Regions from separate parts of the Homo sapiens genome. Here region 2 is linked to region 1. A link is an interaction called in ENCODE POLR2A ChIA-PET data of the cell type or tissue named here. Cell type or tissue: K562. All regions are shown on one strand. Links, peaks and the distances in the headings refer to the core of each region. The heading gives the core; the rest is flanking DNA.

Evidence for each region. Peaks named below come from ENCODE experiments on the same cell type or tissue, not always from the same donor. Only the 100,000 strongest peaks of a DNase experiment are listed, where the experiment ranks them.
Region 2: POLR2A ChIA-PET joins it to region 1 with 7 read pairs; 1 of 35 experiments calls an interaction of 5 or more read pairs at or near these places.

The regions. Positions count from the first base shown.
Region 1 is chr7:1,851,523-1,855,902 of GRCh38, forward strand. The region is part of intron 18 of MAD1L1 (mitotic arrest deficient 1 like 1); the gene reads right to left. Among named protein-coding and RNA genes, the nearest start is that of MIR4655, 9.5 kb to the left of the region's middle. In K562, for the core only: no CTCF peak of the experiment used is centred there; DNase peaks (open chromatin) are centred at 2,199 and 3,739; H3K4me3 peaks cover 3,122 bases.
Region 2 is chr7:2,429,521-2,433,900 of GRCh38, forward strand. It overlaps CHST12 (carbohydrate sulfotransferase 12), which reads left to right. Exons shown (of 2, transcript NM_018641.5): 2 at 3,043-4,380. The coding sequence starts at 3,120. The coding sequence ends at 4,364. Among named protein-coding and RNA genes, the nearest start is that of CHST12, 28 kb to the left of the region's middle. RefSeq lists enhancers at 2,615-3,507, 3,508-4,380. In K562, for the core only: a CTCF peak has its summit at 2,160 (motif pointing left); a DNase peak (open chromatin) is centred at 2,151.

The sequences.
Region 1 (4,380 bases), core at 145-4,144:
CTCGGGGCCCCGGGACAGCACGGCTAGTCTGAAAACTCGAGGAATGCACGATTCCTGGAAAGTCACCAATCACCAACCAAAACGGTCCCAAGAAGAAGAAAACTAGAATGGAACAGTTAGTGAAGGCGTGGCGAGGAAGACGGCAGGAGGTCCACACAGGGGAAGGTGCTGGGGACACAGCCTTCAGTGCCGGCGACCTCTGCTTTCTCAGGAACAGGCACTTACAGTGTCGCGAAACCTGTTCAGCATCCCAGGCAGGCGCAGAAGGGCCTAACTGATCTGTGACGCCTGCCTGCCAAAGGCCAGGCCTCCTAGGTGCTGCCCAGGGAGCTAGAGTCGCCTGCCTGCCAACAGCTGGTTCGCCTGGCTGCTGCCCGGGAGCTGGAGTGGCAGAAACAATGGGTGGGACCAATGGTGGGAAGAGCTCGGGGAGGCAGGGCCCGGCACGGGTGGGCGGACAGTGTCAGCGGCAACGAGAGGGGCTGGGAACCTTCACTGGTGCCCACGTTGGGGGCAGATGTCACAAGATTGTTCTGGAATCTGTTGGCCTGGGGAGGGGCCCTCCTGAGGCCCGAGACCCAGGGCAGGACCCAGACTTGGGGCAGAGCGGGTCGGGGAGAAGCCCCAGGGAAGAAAGTGCTTCCTGTGGGGACACAGGTTGGGATGGACGTGACCCAGCACTGGGCGAGGATCCTGCTGACCTGGCGAGAGGCACCGTTTGGGCAGTTTCTCAGGGATGACGGCAGCTGGGTTCAGGCCCCCACACCTGCAGCGTAGCACTAGGCTGTGGAGCTCACTGGGTTTCCCGGACTGGGAGGACCTGGCTTGGGGCTGGTGTCTCTGCCACCCTTAGACTCAGAGCCCCAGGAGCTACCACTGCCCCTCCAAGGGTCCCCCTCAATGGACCTTGCACTGGGGGGAGTCCAGGCTCAGGATCCCTGAGGCTGAGATGGGGCAATGCCCCGCTCCCTGGGCGGAGAGGCTGGGGCAGCCAGGCTTCCACCCTGGCCCGACCGCCGCCATCTGAGAGGTCCGGGTGACGTTATGTGATTTAAAAGTTAATTAAACTGAGTGGTATGAAGTATAACAGCCCCAGGTGTTTATTTCCAAAGAGACTTTGGAAGGAAAAGGGGAGAAATCTAATAAAAAGCTTTGCGAGATACTGCATTAGGAAGTAATCATACCGCTAAATCACCCGGTGTCGGCACAGGCCTTGTAATGACTCCGGACTTGCTGTTCCCCTGCCTCCTGAGCCCACCCAGCCAAGACGCCCTGCTGGGACCCTCGGGCTGCCCTCTAAGGCCAGGAGAGCCAACAAATGAGACTCTGAGAGCCGCACGTGCTGAGCCTGGAAGGGGCGCCTCCGAGGACGGGCCGCTGTCCCTGGAGCCCATGTCTGCATCATTTATCCGGGCCTTCACGTGCTCCTCTAGCACGCACCAAGCACTGAGCACATGCCAGCTCACAGCGCAGGGCGGCCGAGGCACCCGCAGGACTCAAGGCTCAGGGTCCTGTCCCAGTGTGGAGTGGGAGCTGATAACGACATGCACCAGGAGACTGGAGCCCGGGAGAGCCAGGGAGAGCCCCGAGGAAGTGCATCTGGGCTGAGACCCCAAGGATGTACAGGAGGTGGGGGCCCTGATGCGGAAGGGACTGCGGATGTCATCTCAGTCCACCACCACCTTCTAACAGCAGCGGCACTGCTGACTGTGGGAACTTGCCACCTCACGGGACTGCCCTCTGTGTCGGGACAGGCCTGGCGAGAAGGCCCCACGCGTGTGGAGCTGACACCTGCCTCCCCTGTGGGTGGCACAGCAACAGCAGGTAGCCCGGTCCCTCTGGAAAGAGCGGAGGTGGAGGGGCCTGGCAGGGAGGACGCACACGGCAGCCCTGCCTTCATTCAACAAACACACGCTCAGCCCGGTCAGGCATCAGACGGCAGTGACAGACAGAAGCAGGTGACAGCAGACGCTTAGCACCAGTGTCCTCCTGGGCACAGAGGACCTTATGCCATGCTTCCTTGCCACTGCCATGCCTGACCCCGCTCCAGCCCCCACCCTGCCTGCCTGACCACAGCAGACTGATCACCAGCTCAGAAACACTGTCCCCGCCGCCCTGCACACCCACACGCCTCCCTCTGCACGGGGGCCCCCTGCCTCTCCCAGGCTGAGCTCAGAAGGACACTGCCTCCTTCCTGTCCCACCCTTCCATCCCCGCCCAATGACAGGAGGCAGCTGGGACTCGCCTGCAAGGGGCCCTGCCTCTGCACCCCCTCCCAACCTACGATTTCACTCCGAGCAGCCTGGGTGGCCGAGCAGGGGAGGACCGGGCAGGCCCCACCTGGCCGTCTGACAGGTGGACTCTCGGCCCTGTTATCAGAAAGTCCTGTCAGGAGCCAGCCAGAAAGGCCATCTTTTGGTCATTTATCAGGCTAATAAATGGCTTCTCCTGCTGCCGCCAGCTCCCGGCGCCATTCTCATGCCGTGCACTGGGAGCTTCACGATTAATATCACTCATTGTGAAGGGTAATTACCAGCTCGATCACGGGCGTCGGGTACATTTATCCACCCCATCCAGGCGTGGCGGAGGCCACATCACTCACGGGGCTGCCCAGCCTCTGCCCCTGGGGCACCTCCACCCCCGCCCCAGGCTCTTTACATTCTCTGAGCCCCAACACTGAGCACCCAGGACAGGCCGCACCCACCATGGCCCCGGTGCCTCGGTGTTGGGTACTGAGCCCGCTGGGGCTGGGAGTGGCTGAGACTGCCCCAGCCCCAGCAGCGAGCGGACGTCCTGGGCCCCGGCAGCTCGTCCCCAACCCCCGCTGTGGGGGAACCTACCCTGTGGAAGCCTGTATTGGTCCACTCGGCCGCTGCAGACTAGGTGGCTCGTAAACAGAGTTCACTTCTCACAGGCCTGGAGGCCACAAGGGCAGGGTAAGGCACAGGCAGACTTGGTGTTTGGTGATGGAGCTTTCTCACTGTCTGTCACACGGGGGAAGGGGCGGGGGGACTCTGGGGTCCCCTCTATAAGGATGTTAATCCCATTCACGAGGGCCCCACCCTACCACCTCAGCACCTCCCGAAGACCCCGCCTCCTCATGCCCCTCACAGTGGGGATTCGGTTTCCACGTGGGAACTGCGGGACACAAACCTCGGTCCCCAGCATCCTGCCCCTGTCCCCACAGAACCCACATCCTTCTCCACCCCAGCAGCCCCAACAGTCTCACCAACCATCAACTCCAAAGTCTCCTCTCAACCTCACTGGCGTCACATACGGGGGAGACAAAGGCAGGACAGGAGGGGACGGACGCTCCCATTTCAAAAGGGGGAAAGGCAAGAGGGAGGGTGCCAGGCCCCAGGCAGGCCAAACCCCGAGGGGCAAGTCCCGTGAGGCCCAGAGGCCTGAGAGCTGCCGCTGTGGCTCCATGCTCCACCTCTCGTCCACTGGGGAGGCCCCGCGCCCACCGCTGGCAGAGCTCCTGGCCTGTGGGAGGCACGTGGGCTGCGGTCCCCTCTGAAGAAGGCATCGGCGGCTGGGAGTTTTCCGAACCACCTTCAGGGTCACCCTTCCTCTGCGGTGAAGAGCCGCGCGTGTTTGCCGGCCGACAGCTCTGTGGTCCTGTCATGTCAAGTCCAAGTCGACAGCCTCCCTCATCCTTCCCGTCTCCCTCCTCTTTGGTTCCAGCTGGCGGTGTCTCTGCCGCAGTGGCAGACGGGGCCTGAGGTCACACCCACACGAGCCTCCCTATCAAACGGTTGCGGGCCACACCCTAGGGTTCTCTCCCTAGGGTTGCTCTCGTTTTCTCCAGCAGCGATGACAGCGACAAGCTGAGCATTCCCCAGGTGCTTAAGTTCCGCTTCCTTCTGCTTGATGCCATCCTAGGCCGCCCCTCTGTGCCCGCATCTGACTATAACAGCGGGAGGAAAGGCTGCACCTCAACGCCTGGCCTGGAAAGAGCTGTGGCCAAATCTCCAGTCTCATCCCTCACACACTCACTTTCCAGAAAACACGGCCCGGGCCCAGCCCAGCCCAGCCCAGCTCCACCCGAGGCGGGTCTCCCCTCACCACCACACACACCCACGGCCTCCTCAGAGCGGCCTTGTCCGTGCCCCCTCCTAAGATTCTGGGAGCATTCCTTGTGCAGGAAGATGGGGGCTCCCTCCACAGTGCTCCTCCCTTCCTCCTGAGCCCTCACCAGCATCACCTTTCATGGCCTGTTCTCGGCAACATCTGCTTTTCACAGGCTCCACCCCAACCCTTCCAGCCTCTCCCACTCCCCAGCTCCAGAGAGGCTTTCGGGGTCTGTTACAGCTGCACCCCACTCTTGGTACCAATGCTCTGTCTCTTTGCGTCCAGCTGCTGGAACCCCACAGACAG
Region 2 (4,380 bases), core at 160-4,159, 580 kb after region 1:
TGGGCCCAGAGATTTCTTTTTAAGGAGCTTTTACGTTACAAATTTAGTTTCTTTAATTAGTATAGGATTATTCATTTTGGTAGTTTGTGGTTGTCAAGGAATTGGTCTGTTTCATCTAGGTTGCTAAATTTGTGGGCGTAAAATTGTTTGTAATAGTTCCTTATCCTTTCAATGGCTGCAGGATCTATAATTTCATTCCTTGTCTTGTTCCTGATAAAGATAATTTGTAGGTTTTTTTCATTTGTTTGGTTGGTTTTTTGTTTTTGTTTTTCTTTTGAGACAGGGTCTTGGTCTTGCTAAGACCAAGGCTGGAGGGCAGTGGCACGATCTCGGCTTACTGCAGCCTTGACCTCCTGGGCTCAAGCGATCCTCCTGCCTCAGCCTCCAGAGTAGCTAGGACTACAGGTGCATGCCACCATGCACGGCAGATTTTTGCATTTTTTATAGGGATGGGGTTTTGCCATGTTGTCTAGGCTGGTCTTGGACTCTAGGGCTCAAGAGACCCTCTCGCCTCGGCTTCCCAAAGTGCTAGGATTATAGGAGAGAGCCACCGTGCCCGGCCTTTTCTGCTTTCTAATGCTCTTGGCACCACAGTGACTGTAACATATGTTGTATTTTCATTCTCATTCTATTCTGTGTACTTTAACTTTTTCCTTTGCTATTATTTAGAAATGTGTCATTTATTTTCCAGGAATTTGTGTTTGTGGATTTTCCTGTTGTCTTTTCTGTTATTGATTTCTAGTTTTATTCCTTTATATAAAATATTTCAATTCTTTTATTTTTATTTATTTATTCATTTTTATTTATTTTTTTGAGATGGAGTCTTGCTCAGTCACCCAGGTTGGAGTGCAGTGGCACAATCTTGGCTCCTTGCAACCTCTGCCTCCTGGGTTCAAGCGATTCTCCTGCCTCAGTCTCCTGAGTAGCTGGGATTACAGGCGCCTGCCACCATGCCCAGCTAATTTTTGCATTTTTTTAGTAGAGACGGGGTTTCACCATGTTGGCCAGGCGGGTCTTGAACTCCTGACCTCAGGTGATCCACCTGCCTTGGCCTCCCAAAGTGCTGGGATTACAGGCATAAGCCACCATGCCCAGCCTAAATTTTGTATTTTCAGTAGAGACAGTTTCACCATGTTGGCCAGGCGGGTCTCCAACTCCTGATCTCAAGTGATCCACCTGCCTCGGCCTCCCAAAGTGCTGGGATTACAGGCATGAGCCACCACACCCAGCCTAAATTTTGTAATTTCAGTAGAGACAGGGTTTCACCATGTTGGCCAGGCTGGTCTCCAACTCCTGATCTCAAATGATCCACCCGCCTTGGCCACCTGAAGTGATGGGATTACAGATGTGAGCCACCGTGCCCTGTCAAGATTTCAATTCTTTTAAATTAGCTGAGGTTTGGTCTACCATGGTGAATGTTTTGTGGACACTTAGAAAAAACTGTGTTCTCTTGTTAGGTGAGTGTTCTGCATATGTCGGTTATGTCCTGTTGGTTGCTGGTGTTGAGTTCTTCTGTATCCTTGCTGATTTTCTGCCTCATAGTTTTGTCAGTTATCAAGAGTGAAGTGTTGAAGTCTCCAGCCATAATTGTGGATTTGTCTGTTTATCCTTTAGCTCTATCGATTTTTGCTTTTTGTATTTTGAGGCTCTGTTGTTTGGTGCATACATGTTTAGGATTGTTATGTCTTCCTGGGGATTGAACTGTTTGTCATTATGTAATGTCCTTTTGTCTCTAGTAGTTTCCTTCCTTCTGAAATTTGCTTCATCTGATATTAAGATAGCCACTCCTGCTTTCTTTTCATTAATATTTGCATGATTAATGTTTTCCATTCCCGGGAGAGAGGAGGTGAGAAAGTAGAGGGCCAACTTGCCCCACCTCTAACCACCTCACGCCATGTCATGGGTGCCAGATAGGGGTGGAGTAGAGTTGGAGTTCAGCTCCTACTGGGCCCTGACCTGGCTGGGGGAGAGGGAGTCAGAGTGTGGACTCTCCTGCCTCACACCATCTCCTTCCACCTTGTGGATGCCAGGTGGGGTCAAGGCTTAGCTCCCTGCTGGACCACACTGACAGTACCCTGGTGGGACAGACAGAGGAAGCACCTCTACTTCCATGGGCAGAGGAAGGGGTATCAGCTCCCAGCTCAGCCCCACCAACACCCCCTGGTGCCTGGCAGGGGAATAGCAATGTGCCACTTACTTTTGGGAAGCCAGGGTGGTGTGGAAGGTCAGCTCTCAGGGTGGCCCTGATGAAGCTGTAGGGTGCAGTTTTTCCATTGGCATTCGACTTAAGTAGAGTGGGTGTTGCCAAAACAATTTTCCTGTTGTTGGGTCACTGTGAAGTTAAGGAATGGTTCCCAAGACCCCTCTTACTTATGACACCAATAGCAAATGCAGGCGTCCCTGAGACCACTGTGGGGTTTGATGATTTGCTAGAAAGATTACAGAGCTCACTGATCACAGTTATTCTTGTGGCTATGGTTTATTATAGGAAAAGGATATAGATTCGAAGATTAAAATCAGCCTTGGCAGGAGAATGGCGTGAACCTGGGAGGTGCAGCTTGCAGTGAGCCAAGATCGGGCCACTGCACTCCAGCCTGGGCGACAGAGCGAGACTCCATATCAAAAAAAAAAAAAAAAAAAAAAAAAAAAAAAAAAAATCAGCCTTGGGAAGAGTTGCAGAGGGCAGAGTCCAGGAGGGCTCACACCTGGAGCTGGTCTCCACTCCCTGGGAGGCGTCCTCTTCTTGGGAGTTGTGGGCAATATTACTTTCCCGCCAGTGGCGAGTGTCAGCACATGTGGAGTACTGCCAGCCAGGGAAGCACGCGAGCCTTGGCGTCCAGGGTCATTACTGGTGCTCGGGCACATGGATGTGTAGACTCCCTGCACTGCTGACCTCAGCCTCCAGCCCCTCTGGAGGGCGAGCTGATATCACGTGGCCCAGCGCTCCTGCTCCTCCGGACCCCAGTCCCCCACTGATCAGAAGGCAGGAGTCAGAGCCCCAGTGCACCTCAGTCATTAACTAGTGTGTCATTGCATCTGCAGGTTCCCAGCAGGATGCCCCGGCTCTGCAGGAAGCTGAAGTGAGAGGCCCGGAGAGGGCCCAGCCCGCCCGGGGCAGGATGACCAAGGCCCGGCTGTTCCGGCTGTGGCTGGTGCTGGGGTCGGTGTTCATGATCCTGCTGATCATCGTGTACTGGGACAGCGCAGGCGCCGCGCACTTCTACTTGCACACGTCCTTCTCTAGGCCGCACACGGGGCCGCCGCTGCCCACGCCCGGGCCGGACAGGGACAGGGAGCTCACGGCCGACTCCGATGTCGACGAGTTTCTGGACAAGTTTCTCAGTGCTGGCGTGAAGCAGAGCGACCTTCCCAGAAAGGAGACGGAGCAGCCGCCTGCGCCGGGGAGCATGGAGGAGAGCGTGAGAGGCTACGACTGGTCCCCGCGCGACGCCCGGCGCAGCCCAGACCAGGGCCGGCAGCAGGCGGAGCGGAGGAGCGTGCTGCGGGGCTTCTGCGCCAACTCCAGCCTGGCCTTCCCCACCAAGGAGCGCGCATTCGACGACATCCCCAACTCGGAGCTGAGCCACCTGATCGTGGACGACCGGCACGGGGCCATCTACTGCTACGTGCCCAAGGTGGCCTGCACCAACTGGAAGCGCGTGATGATCGTGCTGAGCGGAAGCCTGCTGCACCGCGGTGCGCCCTACCGCGACCCGCTGCGCATCCCGCGCGAGCACGTGCACAACGCCAGCGCGCACCTGACCTTCAACAAGTTCTGGCGCCGCTACGGGAAGCTCTCCCGCCACCTCATGAAGGTCAAGCTCAAGAAGTACACCAAGTTCCTCTTCGTGCGCGACCCCTTCGTGCGCCTGATCTCCGCCTTCCGCAGCAAGTTCGAGCTGGAGAACGAGGAGTTCTACCGCAAGTTCGCCGTGCCCATGCTGCGGCTGTACGCCAACCACACCAGCCTGCCCGCCTCGGCGCGCGAGGCCTTCCGCGCTGGCCTCAAGGTGTCCTTCGCCAACTTCATCCAGTACCTGCTGGACCCGCACACGGAGAAGCTGGCGCCCTTCAACGAGCACTGGCGGCAGGTGTACCGCCTCTGCCACCCGTGCCAGATCGACTACGACTTCGTGGGGAAGCTGGAGACTCTGGACGAGGACGCCGCGCAGCTGCTGCAGCTACTCCAGGTGGACCGGCAGCTCCGCTTCCCCCCGAGCTACCGGAACAGGACCGCCAGCAGCTGGGAGGAGGACTGGTTCGCCAAGATCCCCCTGGCCTGGAGGCAGCAGCTGTATAAACTCTACGAGGCCGACTTTGTTCTCTTCGGCTACCCCAAGCCCGAAAACCTCCTCCGAGACTGAAAGCTTTCGCGTTGCT